2 separate regions of the Homo sapiens genome follow, and region 1 is linked to region 2. The links are chromatin loops, found by intact Hi-C in ENCODE. Cell type or tissue: heart right ventricle. All regions are shown on one strand. Links, peaks and the distances in the headings refer to the core of each region. The heading gives the core; the rest is flanking DNA.

Region 1 (8,000 bases), core at 1-8,000, 91 kb before region 2:
TTTTCTAATAAATAGGATTGTTTTTACTATAGCTTAAGCCCACTTTATCTTTGAATATTATTATGGAGAAAAACGATTCAAAATCGTCTGTATAAGAATCTTGTCTTTACTTGTATATTAGTCTGTTCTCACATTACTATAAAGAAATACCTGAGACTGGGTAATTTATAAAGAAAAGAGGCTTAATTGGCTCACAATTCTGCAGGCTATACAGGAAGCATAGCAGCTTCTGCTTTTGGGGTGACCTTAGGAAGCTTCCAAACATGCAGAAGGCAAAGAAGGAGCAGGTGTCTTACATGGCAGGAGCAGGAACAAGATATATAGAGTGAGGGGAAGGTGCTACACACTTTTTAAACAACCAGATCTTGCAAGAACTCACTCACTGTCATGAGAACAGCACCAAGGGGAGAGTGTTAAATCATTCATGAGAAACCTACTCCCATGATTCATTCATATCCCACCAGGCCCCACTGCAACATTAGGGATTATAATTCAACATGAGGTTTGGGTGGGGGCACAGATCCAAACTATTGATTTGAAAATCCTTATAAAGCACCCCTCAACATTTGTGCTACCACCTGTTTATCCAGAGCTTATGACAGACATCTCCAGTCTATCCTAGTGCTCCTTCTGTGCGGGCCTGAAGGGGGGTCAGAATATCTTTCCAACGCTATGCTTCAGGCAGTCATTTCCAATCCATGAAATGTAACCTGCTGGATTGAAATGAATTTGCCATGGTTGTTAACAATAGCTACCCCTTAATAGCACACCTACTACATGCCAAGCACTTTGTGCAGCCTTTTACTTAGAATCTGTTATTTCATCTCCATTTTAACTACCATCATAGTCATCTAAGTCACCATCATCTCTCACCCAAACTGTTGTGATCACATCCTAACCAATCATACTCCTTCCCTACACACTACGAAACAGTTCAAACTGTGTGCATGGTCTATATAACCTGCAAGATGTGGCCGCTGCAACTTTCCCCATCTTTGTTTCTGTCACTCTCCTGTGTTCTAACCATTGATCCACAGCTGGATTGCAGGTTTGGAAATTCAGCCTTATTAGTTCACTAGAAGGGAGCAAAACCCTAGAGAGTCAAGTCACACTAATCAGCTCACAAGAGCTTAATGTGTAATGCACAATACCAATTTACTAATTTAAAATGAGAAATGCAACAATTAAACCAACCAGATATTTGTGTTGCTTGTCTGTGACTTCTTTCTGGAAGCTAGAAGTAGCCATTAGGAGCTTTTGAGCTGGAATCAGACTGCCTGAGTGCAAATCTTGACTCTCTGCTTACTAACTAGGTGATCTCAGGCCAGTGGGTCAGTGTGCCTTTCGATGTCTACTTCACCATCAGTAAAGCAGGGGATAATAATGAATCCTACCTGTCTGCGTTGTTGTGGTTAGGAGTGAATGAGAAAACATACCTGTTACATATTACCATATTACTTAGAACAGAAGTTGATGCATAGTAAGCATTCAACAAATATTAGCGACTGTTCCTAGAATGAAAATCTACTGAAAGAACTAACTTAATATCAGAGCAAATGAAATTAAATAATTTTAAACAGAATTTCTTTTGCCAGCGTGTTGACCTTGTAAGTTACTGTTTATGCATTCATCCCATTCAGTAGTTATTGACACCCAAATAATTTCAGACATGATCAGATGCACTTGGTAGTCCCTCATCGCATAAATATAAATGAATGACTGGATGAATACTGAAATGTAAATTTACAAATCAGCATATATTTTTGCACTTTCCTGATTTTGTCACCACTCCCACCCTATTTCCCAGTCCTCTTTTTGCCTTCAGTTTAAAAGGCTTAAAAAGCAATCAAGGGGCTGGGTGCGGTGGCTCACACCTGTAATCTCAGCATTTTGGGAGCCTGAGGGGTATAGATCACTTGAGGCTGAGGCAGACCAGCCTGGCCAACATGGTGAAACCCCGTCTCTACTAAAAATACAAAAATTAGTCGAGCATGGTGGCATATGCCTGTAGTCCCAAATTACTTGGGAGGCTGAGGCAGGAGAATTGCTTGAACCTGGGAGGCAGAGGTTGCAGTGAGCCGAGATGGCACCACTGCTTTCCAGCCTGGGCAACAGAGTGAGACTCCATCTCAAAAAAACACAACAAAACAAAAAAAAAGCAATCAAGGTAAGCCAACCACTTAAAAGCCCGGCCTGCCACTGCATCTGGTCTTCACTCTCCCCTCTGCTTACTCCTGTCAGCCACACTCACTGTCTCTTTTCCTTACACATGCCAGGCTCCTTCCCTCTATAGACTTCCCTCATGCTATTTCATCTGCCTGAAATTTGTCACCCCAATTCTTGGCCTGGCTCATGTCTACTTGCCTCAGACACTCCTCCCAGACCCCCCGGACTGGTTAGATTCCGTGATTGCAATTTTCATAATTGTCATTACATGGCCATTGTTTACCATGGGTATTCCTTCCCAGTAAAATCAATGAGGACAAGGACACTTTTTTGTTTCCTGCTGGATCTCCAGTCTTCAGCACATGGGTAGGTAGTCAATCAATCATTGTTGAATGAATGAATTTAATCTTCTCAACAATTTTCTGTAAGGGAAAGTCAAGGCTTTGAGCTGTCAAGTGACACACCTCAGTTACACAGTCAAACTGAGAGCAAGTTCGAACTCAGGTCTTTCAACGAAAGCCCTTTACTACCCAGCACTGCTGCCACTTGGTTTCTGCAAGTTACCTAACTATCTACACACACCATCATTTTCCTTAGCTTAGACTATACTCTACTTTGCATGCTGACGGTCACAGTCTTTTCCTAAGCTCTGGACTTTTGCTTTCATTCTTGAGCCTATCCAAACCTTCCCTGTAATATCTATACACATTGTTTTACCTCTATAGCTAGAATATGTTATATTTCATCCTATCAAGACATCTTTTGTTCCCCTGCAACCCTGCAATTCCACACCTACGTATATACTCAACAGGAACTTGTGCATGTTTTCACCAAAAGGCATGCACTGAAATTGTCACAGCATACTATTCATAATAACTCCAAACTGGAAACTATCCACATGCCCATCCAAGCAGAACAGATCAACTGTTTTGTATTCATATGTCATATTATATAACAGCAAAAATAAATGGTCTAAACTTAACAACACAGATGAATCTCACAAATGTGATGTTGGAGGAAATAAGTCAAGAACATTCTATTTGATTCCACTTAGAAAAAGTTCAAAAACTGGCAAAACTAATTTACAGTATTAAAAGTCAGGAATGGCAGCTACTCTTGGAAGAGTAGTGATTGGAAGGGGATGGTGGGGGCCCCAGGGTACTGATAATGTTCTTAGTGTTTAGCTTATAAAAATTCACCAATATATACATTTATGATATATGCACTTATATTTATGTATATTATACTTTAAGAGGTTTTATAAAACAACTTTGTATCTGTTTGTTTCTGATTACTTCAATTTACGGAGACAAGTTTGCAATCTGATGCCGTTGTCTGATGTGCTGGTTACCCACCGTTTGCCCAGAGAGAGCTTCCTATACATGAAAAGAGACCACTCTGAATTGTTTAAAGTCTAAATTGTGACAATTGTGAAGAACACAGGGCTGCCTGCCATAGACTGTCAGAAATCCACTAATGGCTGTGCTGAGTCCATGGGCAGCTGTGGTTTGGGGCACAAATTAACAAACACACATTACACAGTCCGCTGATCCAGAAAATGTGCTGGACTGGTTTCCCACCTCTCATATCTCTTCTCCATCCTCTGTAGGACCCAGAGGCCCCCCACCTATAGGCTCATCCCTGCTCTGGGTTCTGGGACCAATCTTGTCCTTAGGGGGAAATTTAAAGAGACAGATTTGGGTAACTGAGGTGACCCGGGCTCAAGTCGGTTTAGCTCAGATACTTGGAATGGTAGGCCTGGAAAGGAACCTTGTGAAGATTGCTCTTTCTAGGATTTATTCCTGTGTCACTGGTTTTGCATTTTGTTTGAGAAAGAGATACAGAGGAAGGTGATGGGGGAAGGGCATCATAATGCTGTGGAAAGACCATGGCTTTGAAATCAGACTGCTGGGCCCACATACTAATGCCGTGGTTTAATCAGCCACGTGGCCTGGTTATATTCCTCCCTGAGCCTCTGTTTCCTCATCTCTATGGTAGGGATAAAAGAACCAAATTTAAAGTTGTGAACCTCAAAAACCACCTTGCTGGTCTAAGTCACTATCATCTCTTGTCTGTTATTGCAATAATCTGCTAACAGTCCTCTCTGCTTCCTGCTTGCTCCACTGCCATCTGTGGTCAACATCATATCCAGAACAATCCTGTTTAAAAATGTAACTTGGATGATTCTTCCTTTTGCTTAAAACCTGATCATGCCTTTCAATTTCTTACAGGTAAGAGCCAGAGTTCCTATGATTATCTAAAACAGGCATAACCTTGCTCAACCTTGGCACTCTTGACATCCAGAGCCAGATAATTTTTGGTTAAAGAGGGTTGTCCTGTGCATTATAGGCCTAGCTTTCCATGACAGACTTGCCAGCATTTTCTTGGTTCCACTTGACTATAATGCGAGCCAGCGCTGGGACTCATAGAAACGTGACACCATCCGATAAGCAAACAACTACAAATGCCAAGAGTGAAAGAAGGCTTAGAGGCTTGGCTGGTTGTCATTTTTAATGTGTTAACGTGACATTAGACAGTTTCTTTGGCAGGTATCACAATAGTGTCAGCAGGGAATCATCTGGTTACAGTAGTTAGTTGCCTGTGATAAAGGATCAAGTAATCAAGTACGTATTATTTCTATCTCAGATTTTCTTCATGCCTGTTATAGGGAGGGATTCGGGGCAATATTCAGACACATTCAAAGCACAGAGTTGTGAAAATTAGTCAAGCAACACTGAAACTAAATTTTTAAGTAGAAATGGATCGGACACAATCCTAAAGTGCTCACATAAGCAAAACCATTGATTGAACCATACTGCATTTGTCTGAGATAAAATTGGAAATCATTTATCAAGCTGTCAGTGGAATCGATTTGAACTGACACTGATGACACAAACAGATATTGAAGGTTATAAGAATTTCTTGAAAAGCTTAAGACATTCAAAGACACCAGTTAAAAAGATTTTTATGATTTGGTTTCTAAACATCTGGTCATGGTATTCAGCCAACTCATTCTCCTCCCTCTCCTTTCTTCTCATCCTGACTTAATGTCTGAGTATGAAGCTAACAATGGAGGAGGATGTAGTGCTGATTGATGGAAAGAAGCAGATATTTGAAGCTACGTTTTGAGTATCTAGATCTAATTGTAAATGGAGCCCTGATTTCAGCTGACTGACACCTCTCGCTCTGCCTACCCACCTACTCCTTCCTTTCTGATTATTCCCTACCCAGCTCTCAGGACTTCCATTTACCACACCTGGGCAAATCTCCCCGGTGCCAGTCATCTGCCTAGACTGCCCCTTCACCTTTTCCCACACTGTCCAGATAGTGCCTTGCCTGCCTAGTCTTCCTCCCACAAGAACCTGCACACCCTCCTCTTCCTGCCCACTGACTGATAGCATCCCCACCTCCCAGACACCTTCCCAGAGTGCTTCTCTCCAGTTTTGACATGTCCTGCCCTGTCAACCAAGAACTTCATCCTCTCAAAAACCATGGACGTTTTAGCTCTGTAACCAATGTTTGTTTTGCTTAACACAGTTTGAATTAAGTTTCTGTCACTTGCAACTGAAATAGCCCTTGATCTTCATTGGTAACAGAACTTAATCTTTTTAAAGCAGATTGGTTTTGGTTTTATTTTTTTGAAAGAGCTAAGGGTCACTTAGAATCAGGCTTTTTGAACAACATAGGCATTTAAGCATGAAAGTATCATTTGTGCATAAAATATTTTGCACTAAAATGTAATGAATATAAACTCAAATGTGATAAAACTGATTTCATACATGCTTCCAGGAATTCCAAGGAGGACCCTCCATGGTGCCTTCTTAAATTGAAATGACATTTATTTAAATGCATGTTATCACATGACTGTTAATCAAACAGTGGCTTTAGAGTGGCATTTTTCCAAGGTGTGGTTAACAGACAAGCTGCATTGGTAACATCTAGTTTAAAATTCAGATTCCTAGGACCCATCCAAGGCCCATTAAATCAGAATCTCTGAGAATTGAGCCTGAGAATATTCTTTTATTTTCCTTTTTCTTTTCTTTTCTTTTTCTTTTTCTTTTTTTTTTTTTTTTGAGACAGAGTTTTGCTCTTGTTGCCCAGGCTGGAGTGCAATGGTGTGATCTCGGCTCACCGCAACGTCTGCCTCCCGGTTTCAAGTGATTCCCCTGCCTCAGCCTCCTGAGTAGCTGGTATTACAGGCATGGACCACCACACCCAGCTAATTTTGTATTTTTAGTAGAGACGGGGTTTCTCCATGTTGGTCAGGCTGGTCTCGAACTCCCAACTTCAGGTGACCCGCCTGCCTTGGCCTCCCGAAGTGCTCAGATTATAGGCATGAGACACCACGCCCAACCAAGACTACTCATTTTTGATAAAATTCCAGGTAACTACTAGACACTATTTCTTTTTTTTTTAGACAGTCTCACTCTGTCGCCCAGGCTGTAGTGTGTAGTGTAGTGGTGCGATCCTGGCTCACTGCAAACTCTGCCTCCCGGGTTCAAGTGATTCTCATGTCTCAGCCTCCTGAGTAGCTGAGATTACAGGTGTCCACCACCACACCCAGCTAACTTTTTAAAAATATTTTTAGTAGAGACAGGGTTTCACCATGTTGGATAGGCTGGTCTCAAACTCCTGACCTCTGATGATCTGCCTGCCTCAGCCTCCCAAAGTGCTGGGATTACAGGCGTGAGCCACCACGCGCAGCCTAGACACCATTTCTTTAAGACACGTTTCATATATATTTTTTTTAGTTCACCTTCAAGTGTACTGTCCTAACCTAAAGAATAATTCCAAGAACACTTCCTCATTTAGACAATCAATACAGAATGAGTACACCTGTGAAAAGTGGTAAAGGTTCAGATAATTTAGAAATACTTAGAAGTAGAAGGCATTAGTCACCTTAGGCTCAGTTGGCTGTGGTAACAAATGATGCAAAATATTAATGGCTTACAATTTCAAAGACTTATGTTTTATGCATTTACATTTCCATTCTAGGACTCTCCAGAACTCTAAGATGTCAGAACAAACTTTGGGACATAGCTGGTCTTGTAGCAAAGGATACAAAGAATAGATGAACTACACCTGGCTCTTCGAGTGTCTGATAGAAGAAACACACCTTACCCACAGCCATGTTACATTGGCCAAAACAGGTCACGTGGCCACACTTGGGGCCAGTGAAGTAGAGAAGGATAATATTTCTACAGAAAAGGGATACCACAGGGAGGAGCAGCCAACATTTTGAACAGAAATATAATCTGCTATATAGGACATTTCATAAAGTAGGTCAAATATTTTTGGAAAAAAAAAAGAGGGGAGTCTATGTATGGTCAGTTAAGTTTAGGAACTCCTACATAATACCCATCTCTAGAGCTATGCAATGTAAACCAGCACACCGAAGGCTCTCAGAAGTCCTGCAATAGAAAAATAAAATCAAGATTGTTTAACCCCAAGTTTCCAAGCTTTGTTTCCATGGAACATTTTCCAAACACCATCTCAACATACCTCAATAATTTGAGGTATACTCACCAAGAAAGTCAATTATGTTATAGACAAAATACTGCAACACTTTCTTCTACTATAAAGCATTCATTTGAGCTATTCCTAATAGAATGTTGCATAATAAACTCTGTGTAGCTTTGAGCTATTCGTGTGTTTTTAAAAATGTGATATTCTACTAGGTCATCCAAAAACCTGGGGAATTCTATGCAAATATCTTAATATTCAACAGTTACAGGCTGTTGAAATTTAATAGTGTTAATGGAGAACACATAAGAGGTGACTCTAATAAGCTAGCTCTTCCAGGTAGAAGAGTGTTCCCAAAAGGATTTTAATTT
Region 2 (17,107 bases), core at 3,426-11,425:
ACTAAAAATAAAAATTTAGCGGGCATGGTGGCATGCGCCTGTAGTCCCAGCTACTAGGGAGGCTGAGGCAGGAGAATCGCTTGAACCCGAGAAGCAGAGGTTGCCATGAGCCCAGATCGTGCCACTGCACTCCAATCTGGGCAACCCAGTGTGGGCGACAGAGGGGGGGAAAAAAAACAGACAGAAGATATATTACACGCAAATGTAATGAAAGGAGCCTGATGGGATTCTTGTTCAATCAAATCAATGGCAAGCTGACTTTTTTTTTAGGGGCATTTAGATACAAGTGTGTGGGAGATAATATTAACGATTTTTGTGAGTGGGAAATGGCATATGATTACACATGAAAATATCTACAATGCTTAGGTATGTCTACCAAGAAGTATGAGGCCAGATATGACTGAGGTCTGGGCTAAAACAGGAGCTAAAAATAAATTATTTAGGCAGTTAGGGTAAGAGAGTCTTCAGTAAGGTTTCCCTTTTAACAAAAAGCAGCCCCCAAATCATTTCTTTTCTAACAAAGAGCAGCCTGTAAAATCGAGCTGCAGGCATAGGTAAGCAAGCTAGAAGCTTGCACGGGTGAATGCCGGCAGCTGTGCCAATAGGAAAAGACTACCTGGGGGCCAGACATGTTCAACATGGAGGTTCCTTCTTCCGTTTTCCTTGTCAACCACGACTACAGTAAAGGAACAGGCAACATGGCGCAGGCAGCGTAGAGAACCTGTCTGCATAATAAAAGATCAGGGTGGGGTGGCCAGCTTCCTCATGTGCTATGTAAATGATACACCTGGTCCAACCAATGTTTGGGCCCTATGTAAATCAGACACCGCCTCCTCAAGCTCGTCTATAAAATCCCGGGCATTTCACTATGAAACCGGAACACCCGCCCAGGAGTCCCTCTCTCTCTCTCTCCTCCTGCCAGAGAGAGAGTTCTTTTCTCTTTCCTCTTGCCTATTAAGCCTCTGCCCTTAAACTCACTTCTTGTGTTTTGGAGCCCTCGATTTCTTTGGCGTGAGATGACGAACCTCGGTCATTTACCCCAGACAAGATGCCACTTCATTTCTACTTTTGTATATATTTGAATTTTTGCATAATTAAAAAAATTTAAAGGCTTTGTTAAACTACTAGTCACATTTTAAAAGGGGGATAGACAATCTTTATTTGTCAGATATTTTTAAATAAAGAAAAGGAAAAGGGGAGAGGATAAGTATGCGAGGTGTTAGATGTGTTAATTAGCTTGATTTAATACTTTGCAATGTATACATATATTAAAACATCACATCGTACACCATATATACAGTTTGTCAATTATATCTTAATAAAGCTGGAGGAAAATATGAAAAATTAAATTTAAAAAAGAGGAGAGGAGGAAATCAGTGATCACAGCAAAAAGGAAAGAATTGACCTGCAAATTAGAAGCCAGGTCGGGGAGGGGTGGAGCAGGGGGTGGGGGTGGGGTATGTGTATGGTACTGCCTCAGATCTATTTCCAGAATTGACCTAACCTGACTGAGTGACCTTGGAGAAAGTCCCTTACTCATTTTAAAGTGGGGGAAAATGCCTGGCTTCCCAGGTGTGTATGAGAGTTAATTGCCTTTTCTGCAGTCCCAGTGGATGGATGGGTGGAGTTATTCAAGGGCCTCCTATCCTCCTAAGTGTCTTTAGGAGACCTGATGGTTTTATTCCCTCTGAGCTGCCACTGGATCAGATGACAGGCGGGTGGGCAGCCTCCACATTCTGCTCCTGTCCCCAGTGAGGTTTACTTTCCAGGAGCCATTTAATCTCAGAAACACTGCCATCTTTCCAGCTTTTGAGGCTGGAAATCCATCTCTCTGTGTTGAAGCTCTTTATTCCTTGTGGTCCCACTCCCTGGAGCACTGCAGACAAGAACCTAGGTGACAAGAAAAAAATGGAATGACCCCAATTTAACAAGCTCCCCTCTACATTTACAGGGCAAACCGTGACTTTTCTCAAGGCCCACAAATTATAGGGAGGCAAAGGGTGGAAAAATCCAGGAAAAAAAAAAAAAAACAACCATACCACCCATACAAACATACCAGATGGAAGGAAAAGATGCCTATAATTCTCGTGGCTTTCAAAGGTATTTATTTAGTTCAGATATTTATGAAACAAACCCTAGAAATTCCAGGTATCTCTCCTAAACAAAAGAACCACGAATGTTTGCTTCTGGTCAGCATGAAAAATTGGTGAAAAACTAGATGTTAGACATAGGTTCATAAGGTAGATCTTTACAGCTCAGATACAGAGCACTGCAGGCACGTTTTCTTACCTAGTTGTCCAAGTCAGCATCAAACTCAGAGTCACCAATGACTCTGACAATGTTCAGGAGATGCTTTTCCTACTGATGTCAAGGGCAAGCTTCCTCCACAACAGCCATACACAAAAAAAGAAGTAAAGATAATTATTCAAATCATGGCACTGCTAAGATTTTCTAACTGATCTGAGCCCCCCAAAGAAATCCTGATTCGGACTATCTGGATTTTACAATGTTATCAGTCGTCAACAGACTTTGCCTTCCTTGAAAGTGCTTCCAATTGTTTCAGTGGCTAAAGGGACCTAAATCAACACTGGCTATAGCAAAGAAAACAAACCACTTATAAACTTTCCCATACCTGCCAAAACTGGAAAGCTATAAATAGGGGGTAGCAAACACTGTTCAAAAATATTTCTCAGGGAGCAAACAGGCGGAAAGGAGTGAATAATTTTCAAAGAAGTAAAGGATTTTTTTTTTTAAAGTTCATTTTGCAACTTGGAATTTCTGCGGCCACAAGGAAGTGAGGAAAACATAACTCAACCGTGATAATATGATTCCTAATGTTATAAGAAGCTAAAATGTTGTGTATGATTTAAGCAATTCCATTGCACACTATATTGATATAGTGTTTCATTATTCTTTGTTATTCCTCTTATTGCTTCTGGGAGAGGCAGGGCTTTTTCAGGATCATTAGCCCTTTCGTACCTTCCTGAAGATAGGCTCATTTTTCCCAAGAGAAAGTTCAGTTTGTCAAGGTTATTTAACATCTGAGCCAGAGCTGAGATTCAAATCCAAAGTTCCATTTCTGTATTCATTTGCACAATAATTTCTTTAATCATGGACTTTGTTATTAAAGCATTTAACTCTACTGTTAAGTGCTCACTGTTGTTCTAAGGAACAGAAAGAAATCTTTGGAGCTGAACAATCTTAAGTTTGAATCTTGTTTCTGCCCTTGCTCATGGTGTGACCTAGAACAAGGGCTTACACTCTCCCTGCCTTGGTTATTCTGGAAGTGGCGCATGCAGCTCCCTTCTTAGAACCTTATGATTAGTTGGTCTGGCAACTGATTCAATGATTAAAAATAAATCAAGTTAGAAAAAAATTCTGAGGGGATAAAATTGTGTCTTTAGTTTACAGAATCCTACCACAGCACGTAATTTCCTCTTTTATAAGTTGAAAATTAAATGAAAGTGTATGTGAAGTGCTTAACATAATGTTTGGCAATAGCAAGTAAGTATTTAATAAATGCTGTAGCTATTTTCAATAATAATAAACACCCTCTGATTAGAATGACAGATAAATCATTTCCTAGATTAAAATGACTTCATTTATATGTGCATATATGAATATCAAATGATAATAAATGGTATACATATGCAAATGAGATCATTCTTCTGATGGACTATTTGATCCAAGAATGTTCGTGAAGCCATGAACTTCATCTTCCTCTTCCATGGCACAGCCTTGGCAACCCCACTTCAAAATAGATGCTTTGTTCATTCCCTCAGCTAGTTTCCTTCCTTCTGTTTGTAATATGAAACATTGCTTTTTGGCTTCTGACCCTGTGAAGGAGGAGAAGACCACAAAGCCAAGAGTATTTGCAGCCTGGAATTAAATGCTGAGGTGGCCCTGGCCTTACATGTGCAACACCTGGGCCTTGCTGAGGTAACCAAAGGACTTGTCACTATTTAAGATGCCCTTCAAAGTCCAAAAGAAATTTAGCAGGACAAAGGACTGACAAACCCCAGCATGTTGTTGAGTTGTTTCCTTACTTTTGAAGGGCATTTTTGGAAACATGTTGTGGTGGCTCACGCCTGTAATCCCAGCACTTTGGGAGGCCGAGGCAGGCGGATCATGAGGTCAAGAGATCGAGACCATCCTGGCCAACATGGTGAAACCCCGTCTCTACTAAAAATACAAAAATTAGCTGGGAATGGTGGCGCGCCTGAAATCCCAGCTACTTGGGAGGCTGAGGCAGGAGAATCGCTTGAACTGGAGAGGCAGAGGTTGCAGTGAGCCAAGATCATGCCACTGCACTACAGCCTGGCTACAGAGCAAGACTCCATCTCAAAAAAAAAAAAAAATGTATTGTGTATGGTCCACTTATATGTACGTTCACTAGATATGGGTGGTTTGTTGTTTGTTTTGAGATGGAGTTTCACTCTTGTCACCCAGGCTGGAGTGCAATGGCACCATCTCCACTCGCTGCAACCTCTGCCTCCTGGGTTCAAGCGATTCTCCAGCCTCAGCCTCCCAAGTAGGTGGGATTACAGGCGCCCGCCATCATGCCCAGCTAATTTTTGTATTTTTAGTAGAAATGAGGTTTCACCATGTTGGCCAGGCTGGTCTCGAACTCCTGACCTCAGGAGATTTGCCCACCTCAGCCTCCCAAAGTGCTGGGATTATAGGTGTCAGCCACTGCACCCAGCCAATATGGGTGGTTTGAATGTTGTTTTTTTCATCCTTTCTTGTCTCAAGATCTGTAAGTCCCAGAAAAGCATGGCTGGAAGGTCTTGCTGTTATTGGAGGTGCTGCTCTCTAAAGGAGATGGGTAAGAAGTTGTGTTAATTTGGGACCTCTAAGAAGCAGATCCTAAAATGAGATTAAACATGCAAGGACTGAATAGGCTGGGAGAGCCATCGACTGCAATGCAAGCTTAGCAGGGAAAGAAGATTGTTGGAAGCTCCTGAGATGGCCTTGAAGCCTATAAAGACTCACTCAGACCATCAGGCAGTCCTTGAGTAAAAGTCAGCTGTCAGAAGAGGCCTATGTCAGCCAGGAACAGGCAAGCCTACCTTGTCATCCCTGCCAAGTAGAGTCATTGGTGTGAATAGCTTAGAGAAAGTGTGAGCTTAGTGCAAACAATGAGCTGAATCTCAGATGGCATCAGCTAGAGTCAGTTTTGCTCGCTGTAGTTGATGGTTTGTGAAGTGGATTCCGATGACTACTCCAGGAGATGGTCACTAATTGCCTCAGAATGTCCTATGGGGATCTCAGGCAGCTGCTGTGGAAGTGAGAGGGCTGTCTGTGGAACACAGAGATGGAACCCTTCCCAGGTCCCCTAGACACACACATGCTATGGACATATACACACAGTTCATGCACATTCACACTATGGGCACATGTACCTTGAGTGCGTGCGCACACACACACACACACACACACTATGGGAGACTACATATTCTGAAAGGCACAGGCAGACACCTTTCTACAAAATAACATGCATTAGAGAAAGTCCCCCACTTCTATGGGTATGTACTGGGACCACACTGTCATGTTGACCTGGTTATTCACAGCTGGTTTCTATGCAGAGGGTTTGGTTTACATTTTCCCTGGCCAGGAAAAATGTTTAAGCGGTGGGGTCAGTTAAGGAATTAAGGAGGAGAAAGGAGAGGAGGAGAAGGAGAGAAGGGCAGAGTGAGAGGGCGCTAAGAGTTTCTGATACCCATTACACAGCTGAGATCTGCCTCCTGCCTAAAGCAGAAAGAGACCAGCAGGGCTCTGGTTGGCACAGCCTAATTACCCACACAGAGGCAGCATTGGCAGTTTGGCGGCAGGAACTTCCTATAGTAGTGACAGTACTTAAGTCTGTGGTATGGCCCTGGGGAGCTTGGTGTGGTCTTAGTGGAGTACTTCTGTGTTGGCCCTTTTGGCTCTGGAGCCCACCCTAGTGGTTTCGCCCTTCAGGGTAGTCACAGAGTGGAGTGGAAGAACACACTTTCCCCAGGGCTGGATGCTGGCTAAACCAGGGAGCCAGGCTGAGCTGGCAAAGATCAGCCCAGAGTGGAAGTAACACCACAGGGATATGTCCTGCTCTGTACATGTTTGAGGAAAACCTTGCAATTCATTCAACACATGTTCACAGATACACTACCAATCTTCCTGCCGGGTTCTGCAAACACAAATCATTTTGAGCAAAAATAGAGGTCATTCTTGCCTAGATGGGGATACATTTTTAGTTGGAGAGATAAGCATTAATAAATAATCCACCTAAATGACAACAAATGACAACTACGGCATGTGCTCTGAATGGGGGGAAACCCATGTTTGTCATGGAAAAATGTAGTGGGGGAGGTTTTGTCTCTTCCAGAAAGTCAGAAAGGGGCCCCTGAGGAAGTCCTCCTAGCTGAGATGTAAGCCTTCAACCTCCACAGAGAGGAGCAACATAGAGAAAGCACACATGCACTGGCCCTTTGGTGGGAGAAAAAACAGTACCTGCGGGACCAGAATACAAAGGGTTGGAGGCCAATAGAAGTGCCGCCCAAAGAGAGGTGCAGATGCATGAAGGGCTGGATGAAGATCTAGTGGATTATTTTAGGCTTTTCATTTTTCTCCCAGGAGCAATAGGAGGCTACTGAAGGGCTTTAAAGAAGAAAGATGATGAGATTTGCATTCTGGAAAAAAATAATTGTTGTAGCTGCAGAATGGGGCTGAATTGGAGGCAGGATGAGAAAGAATTCAGGCAGAATAGGTAGGGAAAGAGATGACTGTGGCACAGACCAGGGTAGTAGAGGAGGGGATGGAGGGGAGTGGAGGGATTCAAGAGAGGATTTGGGGACCAAATAGAAATGACTTGGAAATGACTTCGATGTGGATTGAGATAGGCCTGACTCCTAGGTTTCCAGCTTGCACATTTGTCTGGATGGGAATGTCTTCACTGACAATGGAAACACTATAGAAGGATCAGGCTTGGGGCAGAAGTGGGACAGGGTCCTTTGGGACATTGAAGAAGAAATATCAAGTAGGCAATTGTACACATGGCTCTAGTTTCTGACCACTAAGGTGAGAAGGTAGCCTCTGTTGTATTGTATTGCACCATCTTTTGGATGAGTTTTTGGGGTTGGAGAGGCAGCCTGGAGAGGAGAGTCAGTGGGGCCTGGGCCAGGAGGGTATTTGCCACTCCTGGCCACTCTCTCCAGAGCAACTATAGCAGCTTTCTAGCCCAGGTACTTGAGTTCGGCTGCTTAAGAATTTTTGACACTGAATAAACAGGGCTTGAAAGAACCTAGTTAACAAAAGATCAGATGGGACCTAGCAGAAGGCTCATGAGTCCTTGACAAAAGAAAGTTCTGAGGCCTAATATTTGTTCTTCCTACCCAAAGTTGAGTTATAAACAGTGTACCACTATTGACCTTCACTGGGATTTGCTTTCCTGGGATCTGGAGAAGCACAGCGTGTTCCTGTGCATGAACATACTGTTATCTTTGGCTTGGTCTGAGGCTGTAGAACAGTCCAGATGGTGCTCCTGCCACCTGGAGGACAGAAGCGGAGGTGGAGGCTGGTCTCCTGCTATCTCCCCCACACTTTGGGGGCACAGAGAATCCATGGGAGGAAAACAAGGAACTGGTTTCTCCAAGAAGTTGTACAAACCAATGTCAACAGGTCAAGCCAGGGCTTTGGGAAGTCAGACATGGGCACTGATACATTTCTTAAAAGCCTGGGGGACAAGCGGATCACCTTCTCCCATAGAACACCCCGGGGGTTACTATCAGAAGGGGAATAATGGGTGGATGGACCATGGGACCTTCTGCTTTGTCTGTTTGCACATATCCTTCTTGTTGTTGGCAGGTGACTCACTCTTCCACCATGGAACAAGGACAGACCTAACCCCTGAATGAGATAAGCAACTGAGCATGGTGCCTCAGCTCCTACCTCTCCTCTTTAGGGGTCTGTCCACTTGCAAAAAGCATGTGTTTTCATCTGCTCAAGAGGTTAGCAGTAAAGACTCTGCCCCCGTGGGCAAGACCTGTGTTTTCCTGCTTTGCCTGTGACTGAGTGGATACATTTTATTCTGCAGCACAATTTTAGTAAGCTCATTTAGCATTCCTACTAAACCTTGCTGTCTAATATCAGCTTTAAATATTAAATGTGATTTTTCAATCTCCCAATATAGGGAGATTGAAAGGAACAGGAGTGTCACTCATTGGGCTTCCGAAAATCCCAACAAATAGAGAAAACTGTCTGGAATGCAGAGCCTTGAAGATCTTTGTATGGCTTTAAAATGTGACATATCCTCCCAGGTAGTTAAGAAAATTCAGCTGCTTAGAGAATTGAACTGGACCTTCTGATTGCCATATCTAATCTGGGTACAAGTATGTAGTAGATAACTTTCTCCCATCAATAAGTGTGAATTCATCACGTAGCCATTCCAATACAGGACAAACCAAGGCAAAACAAAGAAAAAGAAAACTGTATTTGTGCCTTTCCCGGGACTCACAGAGTTGCCACGCAAGGTTATTTTTGATTTGCCCCTCCAAATCCATTTCCAGCTTTTTTAGCTCTGCCTTGAGCTGCAGGAGACTGCCGGTATGGACTGTATCAATGGGCTTCTGGTGGTTCAGCCAGAGGGAGGCACTAGTAAGCGGTCAGAAGGTGGGAAAGAGAGATGTCAGTGTTTTTGACTCCCCTCTTCACTAGGGTATGGTGGTCCTGTTCCTCTACTGATGAGCAAACTCCCATCAAAGGCCTCCTCTCCCACATTACAGCTCTTACTGGGTTCTGGCACCTGCCAGTTCTCCCCTTGACCCTTCAAACCTGGGGGTGTAATGGCTGCCCACTTTCATCAGTCCCCTGGTGCCTCAGAGTCCCTTCTGATCCCATTTAGTCCTCTACAGATAGTCTTTTCTTTAATGTTCTTTGTACCATCCTGAATGCACTCTGTTTTCTGTTGAGACTTGAGTCAGAAATATTCACTACCAATAGTGAATTAAAAGCCTTCTGAATTTCAGTCCGAATTCTTGGCTATGTTCACACTTCCCTGCACTGGTAACTGGTGTACAGCGACCAGGTACTGTCTAGAAAAATGCATCTTTGGGATACTCTGATCCCTACATGCATCTCTCCATGAACAGACGTAGTTCATTGGTTGGCTCCCTTGAGTCAATGGGCAGGGAGAGCATTTCAGCATTGTGAGAATCGGTGCATTAGAAACACTTGCAGCTCCCCATGACTCAGAACCCATGGCATTCTAGAAATCTTTAATGCCTATTATATTCAGAGTTTTAAAAAGTTATTAATGTACTTTGGGAGGCTGAGGCGGGCGGATCACAAGTTCAGGAGTTCAAGACCAGCCTGGCCAATATGGTGAAACCCAGTCTCTACTAAAAATACAAAAATCAGCCAGGCATGGTGGCAGGCACCTGTAGTCCCAGCTACTTGGGAGGCTGAGGCAGGAGAATCACTTGAACCCGGGAGGCGGAGGTTGCAGTGAGCCGAGATCATACCACTGTGCTCCAGCTGGGGGGACAGAATGAGATTCTGTGTCAAAAAAAGAAAAGAAAAAGAATTGAGGAAGAATAACATGGAGTATGCTGAACATTTCTTTAGCAAGAATGTTAAAAAAGTAATGTTTTTATCCCCTTTTGAACCTGGCACTATATGCTATGAATCCAATTTTAGGATTCTTTACTTGATTAGAAACCATTTTACTCTTTGCTGAGTGCAAAAATGAATGAAATGTTTGAGTCAGATATGGTGTATCATTATTAGTCTTTGTCCATGGGGCACCTGATTTGCTTTCATAGTATTTGTTGAGCCTCTTAGAGCTAGGCAGGAGTGAGAACTAAAGGATCATTGTTTTTATTGGACATCTCCCTGTTAGCCCACAATGCAAAGGAGTTTGGCCTTGCTGATTCTGGGAAATTAAGAATAATGCACCTAAATACATAATGCACATATTATGCACCTAAATACATAATGCACATATTATGAGGCAGATGCTGTACTAGGCATTTTACATATATAACCTCCCAGTATTCCACAGTGCTGCAAAAGATTATTATCATCATCATTTTACAAATGAAGAAACAGAGGATTCGGGAGGTGAAGGGATTTCCCCAAGGAGCTAGAGCTAGTGAGTTTTGGTCAGGATTTGGCCCCAGGCTAAATACCTCGAAGCCTCTAAAACACTTATTGAATCTGCCATTTTGGCCCCTTTTTTTCTGAGCAAAGGTATTTGAACTTTGTCACAAAGTGGTTATGTGATGTTGGACAATTTTTTCTACCTCTCTGGCTTCAGTTTACTCCTTTGTAAAATAAAGAGGCAGGGCTGAAAGAAATATAAGCTCTATGATTATTTGATATTAAGGTTTATGTAAAAACATTCCCTGACAATAGACTGTATCCGTCAGGATTTAGAAGTCTCCCAAGTTATTTCAGCAGAAATAAATTTAATGCAGGGTTGCTTACAAAGGTAATGGGAAGGGCTGGGGGGGCAAGTGCTAGGGCATCTTCCAGGAGTGACTTCCAGAACAACCCTGCAGTTAGCAGACTGGAGTATAGGATCCCTAGACTACAGGCAGTGTGTTAAAGCAGAACGATTAAGATCTTGAAGTCAAACAGACCTTGAGAACAGCTCCAACTTACCCACTGATAAGTTGGGCAATGTATATAACCTCTCTGGATCTTAATATTTTAGCTATAAAATAACAAATGTGAAAATATTTATGATAGTGCTTAACAGTAGTAGGTAATCAACAGTAGTAGGTAAGTTTTGTCCTCTCCCCTCCCCCAGAGACAGAGGTATGTTTATTTGAGAATAGATGAAAAAATATACAGACAGGAACAATGGGAAATAATAATAATGAAGAAGTAAGATGGGACCAGACAATAGAGGGTTTTCCTTAAAAAAGAAAAAAGAGGCACGTAAACATCTTGAATTCTATAGGCAATGGGGGTTGATGGCAGTTTTTGGATAGGGAAATAACATGAGAAACTTGGCTCTTTGGCAAGATAAATATTGCAGCCACATTCAACAAGCAAGTTGTTCTTACGATGGTTAATATGAGATGAATGCCTTTGCCAGCCTCTTTAAAAGAATGTTCCCTTCCAATTTCATGGAAAATGCCCTTTGGGAAACCGCTGGAGGAGACTGTAGTCCTTATTTAGTGGGAAATATTTAATTGAAACAATGCCGCTCACTGTTAAGCTTAGAAGTAGATTTTATCCTCCTAGGTGCAGTATGGTGGGCCTGGGACATGATCCTCATGAGTCACTGGCAGAGGGCTGGGAAATAGAGGGGTTATGGTAAGACTCCCTCACTCCAATGACGTTGTGTCCCCAACAGGTACATGCCTGGGAAGACAGCCAGGGAACAGGCAGCTACATCAACCAAGAAGGCTGACAACATGTTCCATCCCACAACTATGTGGTAATTGCAAAGATGAGAAAATAGCAGAGATCCTCCAGTCAGCCCTGGAATGAGTTTAGGGGAGAGAAATCATGCAATCTCTTAGTAACATGGCATCTGTAAATTCACTTAAAGACCTCAAATGATTATAATTCAAGTGACCTCAGACACAGAAAAACAGTTTGTAATACCTTCCAACATCAAGACATTTTAGAACTAAAATTGACTATGAAGGGTAGTACTTGCTGAAAGTAGATGCTTAATATGTTTTGAGGGAATGGGTCTTTTTTTTTTTTTTGGGAGACAGAGTCTCGCTCTTTCACCAGGCTGGTGTGCAATGGTGCGATCTTGGCTCACTGCAACCTCCGCCTCCCGGGTTCAAGCGATTCTCCTACTTCAGCCTACCGAGTAGCTGGGACTACAGGCACACGCCACCATGCCCAGCTAATTTTTTTTGTATCTTTAGTAGAGACAGGGTTTCACCATGTTGGCCAGGATGATCTCAATCTCTTGACCTCATGATCTGCTTGCCTCAGCCTCCCAAAGGGCTGGGATTACAGGTGTGAGCCACAACACCCGGCTTGGAATAGGTCTTTTACACCAAAGCCCTCATGTTTTAATGAGGTAATTAAAGCCTAGAGGGCTATGTAATTGGCCCAGTCACCAACTAGATAGTGGCAGAGGTAGAACCAGAACTCAAGTCTCCTCACTTTCAATGTAACATTTTCTCTCTTACTCCATGTGGCATCAGGCTCCTGTTTCTGAAGGAAATCGATGTACATGTATTGTGGTGCTGTATATGGAGAAATGTTTAGCCAGTCTTTTTTCTGAGATCAAAACCAGGCCATGATAGCCATCTTCCTGGGTCTCTGTGAGGTTCTTGGGACCCAGAGTTCTCTATGATAACATCCTGGAGGGGAACTGACTCCTACAATGCACGAAAGAGATCTATACCAAGAACATGGCTCTCACAGACGAGCCAGAGGCCAAGAGCTAGGGAGGGGTTAGCTCAGTGTGCGTGAATTTCTTCTGAATTTTAATGGTTTTGGAAAATATTAAACATTTCTTCCACCGACTTCCTTTGGTTTCAAAACATGAACACTAGAGAGGCAAAGTGGAGTCATGAAATCCAATTGGTGGTGAAATCCCCCACAAGGGGGACCAAGAAAGTGAGAAAGAAAGAGAGAAGAGGAGGAAGAAAGGGAGAGAAGATACAAAATAAAGATAAGAGAAGGGAAAGAGTAAATAGATGCACACGTCCCCACAGCCGTCTTTTCCTGGCCACACTCTTCACAGGAATCTGAAAGCTGGGCTCTAATTCAGGAGCTCTGAAGCTGTTTTGAGTTTCTTTCCATAGTTTCTAGGCATCTAATCCATACCAAGGATTCCCATGGGGAAACTGTTATCTCTCAACTCAGTGAGGGCTATTGACAAAGACCAGTGCTCTTTCTTCTCTGTAGGTAAACAGTGACTCATGCAAGCCTGAGGGAGAAAATACAGTATATCTAAGAGTTAAGACCTCCCAGCTTCACATTCTGTTATAGCAGCTGCTTCATGCCAGTGGCAGCATCTTGCCAGAGTTCATTCCCATAGTGCTTCACTAAGGGTGGCCTTTGGCTATAGTACCAGAAGGAGGGACTCCTCTCACAGAGAGTAGAAGTTCCTCCTGTGAATCATGGAGACAACTGTTTGCACTTACTTATGACCCTATCTCTTTTAGGTGTCAGGGTCTCTCAGATCTTCCAGTATTTTCTGTTTTATTCAGCGGGAGGAAGACCACATAGGACTCTCAGCACCACCACGGAGGTCAACTCCCAGCAAGTCTCTGGAACTCTTTGATCAGCAATTCCACATATTTTTATATACCCTAGAGAAAAATCTCTTATGTATTCACAAAGAGGCCTGGGAGGCTATTCATTGAAGCATTGTTTTAATGGAAGAAACTTGAAAACAATGTAAATGTTCATCCATAGGGGATGAAATGAATAAATGTTCTTGTAGTGATACAATGGAATACACATGGTAGACAAAATTAATTAAACACAGCTCAAGGTAGCAATCTAGATGACTTTAAAAAACATAATAATAAAAAAGAAAAGCAACGTACAGCAATATCCCATTAAAATAAAGTTTGTAAGGATGCAAAATAATATCACTTATTATCTTTTGAGGGAGTGAGGAGAGATCTGCAGAAAGTGAGAAAATACACCATGGAGATATTTGGGGGAAGAGGGCTCAAGGTAGAGGAAAAAGCAAGAGCTTAAGGCCTGAGTTGAAAACCTGTTTGATGTGTTTGAGTGAGAACAAGCAGGTTGCTGTGACTGGAGAGTGGAGTATTTGGGGCATAGGAAGGATAGAAAATCAGGCCAGAGAGGTAACCAGTTTTTAGACCATGAAGAACCTTGTAGTTGCCACTGGAAAGTTTTGACCAGGGAATCTGTGGTGTAAGGTTTGAAATTAAGCCCCAGTATTATGTGCTGCCTCAACATTTGGGAAAAGTAGGGCCTCAGATGGCCTAATTACAAATTACCCTCCCAAATGTCCTCCCCATGCATACAACACTCTTATCAAATGGACCAGGTGCGGTTACCGCTTCTCTCTGAGAAGTGGGTTTCAGTTCCTTGCTAGCTTATGGAATTATTCAGCCAACAAATCACATCCTCCTGTGGGAACCAGGGGGCACTACACCCTCTTGCTACTGCAGAGCCTGCCTTCTACAGCACCTGATGGTCTACTCTGTTCTCAAGTGCAACCCCTGTGTGGCCAGGCGTGGCATGCAGTGTTCTCCTCTCCTAGACTGTGAGTAGAAATGACTAATCAATTGTGTCAACCTCATCTGTCCAGTGTTGGATGCCATGTGTATACCATTAGCCATGCCCATAACCCTAAAGCCGGAATCTCTCCCTCACCAAGGAAATGAATAGGAGGCAACATGAGTCACGTCACCTGATTCGTGCTTTAAATTGGGACTACATTAGTATGTACTATTTGTGCTTTACTATTGAGAATAAACTATGAGGAGCTAAAACCAAAAACAGGAAATCTAGGTATGAAGTCATGGAATCATTCAGATATGATGGTGGCTTAGATGAGGGTGGAAGTAGTGGTAGAGAGATGTACTTGGCTGGATTTGAGAAGTATTGTGAAGGCAGAGACAGTGGGCTTTGCTCAGAAATAGAATATGAATGGGGAAAAGAGGAGTCAATTTTTTTTTGCCTGATAGCTGGTTGCCATTTATTCATGTGGGGGAAAGAGAGAGAATGGCTGTTTTTATAATGCTTCTCCCTGTCTTACACAAATTGTTGCACTAATTAAAAATAAAAAGGAGAAAGTATACCTCATTTTGTGAGGCTTGTATGGTCTTGATACCAAATCCAGTACAAGAAGAAAAAATTGTTCATTGATCATTTTCACTTACCATGAAAGTGAAAATCCTAAGTGGTAGAAATGATCTAACACAATCATCAAATTTAATTTTAAGATTTTAGATGCAATTTCCTTTATAGTTAGGAATAAGACATGTATAGCTTGGTGTCATTGCCACACCAACAAAATACAGAAAGCCCTGATCAATGCATTAAAAAGAGGAGAGAAGAAAACCAAATTGTTATTATTTATAGCTACAATACCAGATGGAGATCAGATGCATGGGAAACCTGAGAATATCAGTAAAATATTAAAATTAATAAGGGAGTTCAGCAAATTTGTTAGATTTTAAAACAATATACAAAACTCTGTGTTCCCATAAAAAACAATAATTTAATATAAAATACAATACAAGATATCATTCACAGTAGCAACAAAAACTATAAAGTATGTAGAGATTAACCAAAGAAAACACAGGATGTTTACAGAGAAAAAATTTAAAATTATGAAAGCACATACCAGAAAACCTAAATAAACGGAACTCTAAATACCATATTAACAGCTTGCTTTAACCTTGTAATTAATTTTTCTTAATCTCTAAATTCAATGTAATTACAATTAAAATCCCAGAAGGATTTTTAACATGGAAAACTGATTCTGAAATTTATGTGGAAAAAAGAAATATTTTCAAAGAGTTAAAGCAAAACCAAAAAAGAAGATATATTAGATATTAGGATATATTACAAATGAAGGAAATTTTTATCAATAAAACAGAAATGGCAGACTAAAAGAAGCTATTGCCAACTACAGCAGAAAAATAATTGTTTTAAAATTTATATCTATATAAAGTATATAGTTAAAATATAAGAAACGTTTGTTAATGCAGTTAAGTCAATATTGAAAGTGAAGTTCAAAGCAGGAATTTGGGGAGAAAAATTCACCCTATGAGGTAATCAGGCAAATTAGAAAGTCATAATTCTGCAAACCAGCAAAGTTAGGAAACAGCAAGAATAAAAAAACGGGCAAAGGTATGGCTAGGCCAATCAAAGGAAGAAAACCACATGGCTAAAAATTATATGAAGAATGTTCTACTTCACTGGCAACCAGATAAATACAAATGAAATAAAAAATGATACACCATTTAAAATGTAGAGATTGGTAAAAATTAGAAAGTCAGACCATAACAAGTGCTAGTGAGGATACAGGGAGTTGTAAACCTCATACATGACTAGGGGAAGCTTAAAGAGGTGCAGCTTTTCTAGAAAGCAACCTGGCAAAACTTGGTGAAATTATGACTGCATACACACTGTGAGCCAACAATCCAATTCCTGGGCATACAATTCAAATAAATTGAATATCAGCGGGTACAAAGACATATTAGAAGATGCACATCCCAGACTGTTTGTGGTAACAACGATCTGAAGGCAATCTACATGTCTGTTGATGAGGGAAATTGATAAGGAAAATATGTGATATGACGTATGGAATACTATGAGTTCATCACACATAATGAACAAGATTTATTTACACAGAGCAACACGGATGGGATCTCAAAATACACTGTTGAGTGCAAAAAGAAAAAAAGGATGAGATTAGAAGCTTCATAGCATTTATGTAAATGAAAACCACTGACACTAAATAACATTATTTTTCAAGGGCATATTTGTCTAAATAAACACGGGGAAAGTGGATTGCAAAGACATAGAGTAAATACACTATAGTGAATGCACATAGCAGGAGGGTTGTGATACAGGAGATGAAGAGGAAAAATGTGAAAATAATATGAGGGGCTTTACATAGACGAGTGTCGATAATGAGTCATGAAAAGAAGAGTTGACTCAATTCTGCCCACCTGAGGGCTAAGAAAGATAAAGCAAAGTAAGGAAAAGAAACAAAATGTGTGTTGAGAAACCCTTCCAGCTGATCTCTGTCTCTGTTCTGAAACCTCTGTTCCACTTCTTCAGAAATGAATTAGCCCATTCATTAGGATCCAGTCAAAGAGAAGGTGTCTTCCTTAGGATAGTTGCTTAACTTGTTAAGCCTTAGTTTCTTTACTGGTAAATAATGCCCTCACCTTCCAGATCTGATGGGTAAATTAAAAGGGTGACCTTTGTAGGTCCCCACAAAGTCTCTGGTTCAGATAGGTGCTCAGTATCCAGCAGCCATTATTACATGTAAACAAAGAATGCTAGACCCTGACAAAATCTGAGAGGTGAACGAGTTAATTCTTATTCCATGAATGCGGGGCAGGATGACAGGATGGAGTCTGGGACTTGCCTACAGTCCACAGATGGGGGGTTGGGGATTGAAACAAGACCACAGCTCAACTCACTCCTCATC

The links. Peaks named below come from ENCODE experiments on the same cell type or tissue, not always from the same donor. Only the 100,000 strongest peaks of a DNase experiment are listed, where the experiment ranks them.
Region 1: a loop joins it to region 2, with 2.4 times the contacts of the local background. A loop is called at or near these places in 4 of 110 quality-filtered maps.

The regions. Positions count from the first base shown.
Region 1 is chr5:38,571,985-38,579,984 of GRCh38, forward strand. All of the region lies in intron 1 of LIFR-AS1 (LIFR antisense RNA 1), which reads left to right. It overlaps LOC105374735 (a long non-coding RNA gene), which reads left to right and starts at 3,456. Exons shown (of 2, transcript XR_925936.3): 1 at 3,456-4,397; 2 at 7,162-7,616. It also overlaps a transcript of LIFR not described here. In heart right ventricle, for the core only: no CTCF peak of the experiment used is centred there; a DNase peak (open chromatin) is centred at 4,567; H3K27ac peaks cover 1,176 bases.
Region 2 is chr5:38,659,688-38,676,794 of GRCh38, forward strand. LIFR-AS1 (LIFR antisense RNA 1) reads left to right here. Exons shown (of 9, transcript NR_103554.1): 9 at 11,339-11,529. Among named protein-coding and RNA genes, the nearest start is that of LINC01265, 52 kb to the right of the region's middle. RefSeq lists an enhancer at 620-914. In heart right ventricle, for the core only: a CTCF peak has its summit at 7,544 (motif pointing left); DNase peaks (open chromatin) are centred at 7,524 and 11,320; H3K27ac peaks cover 156 bases.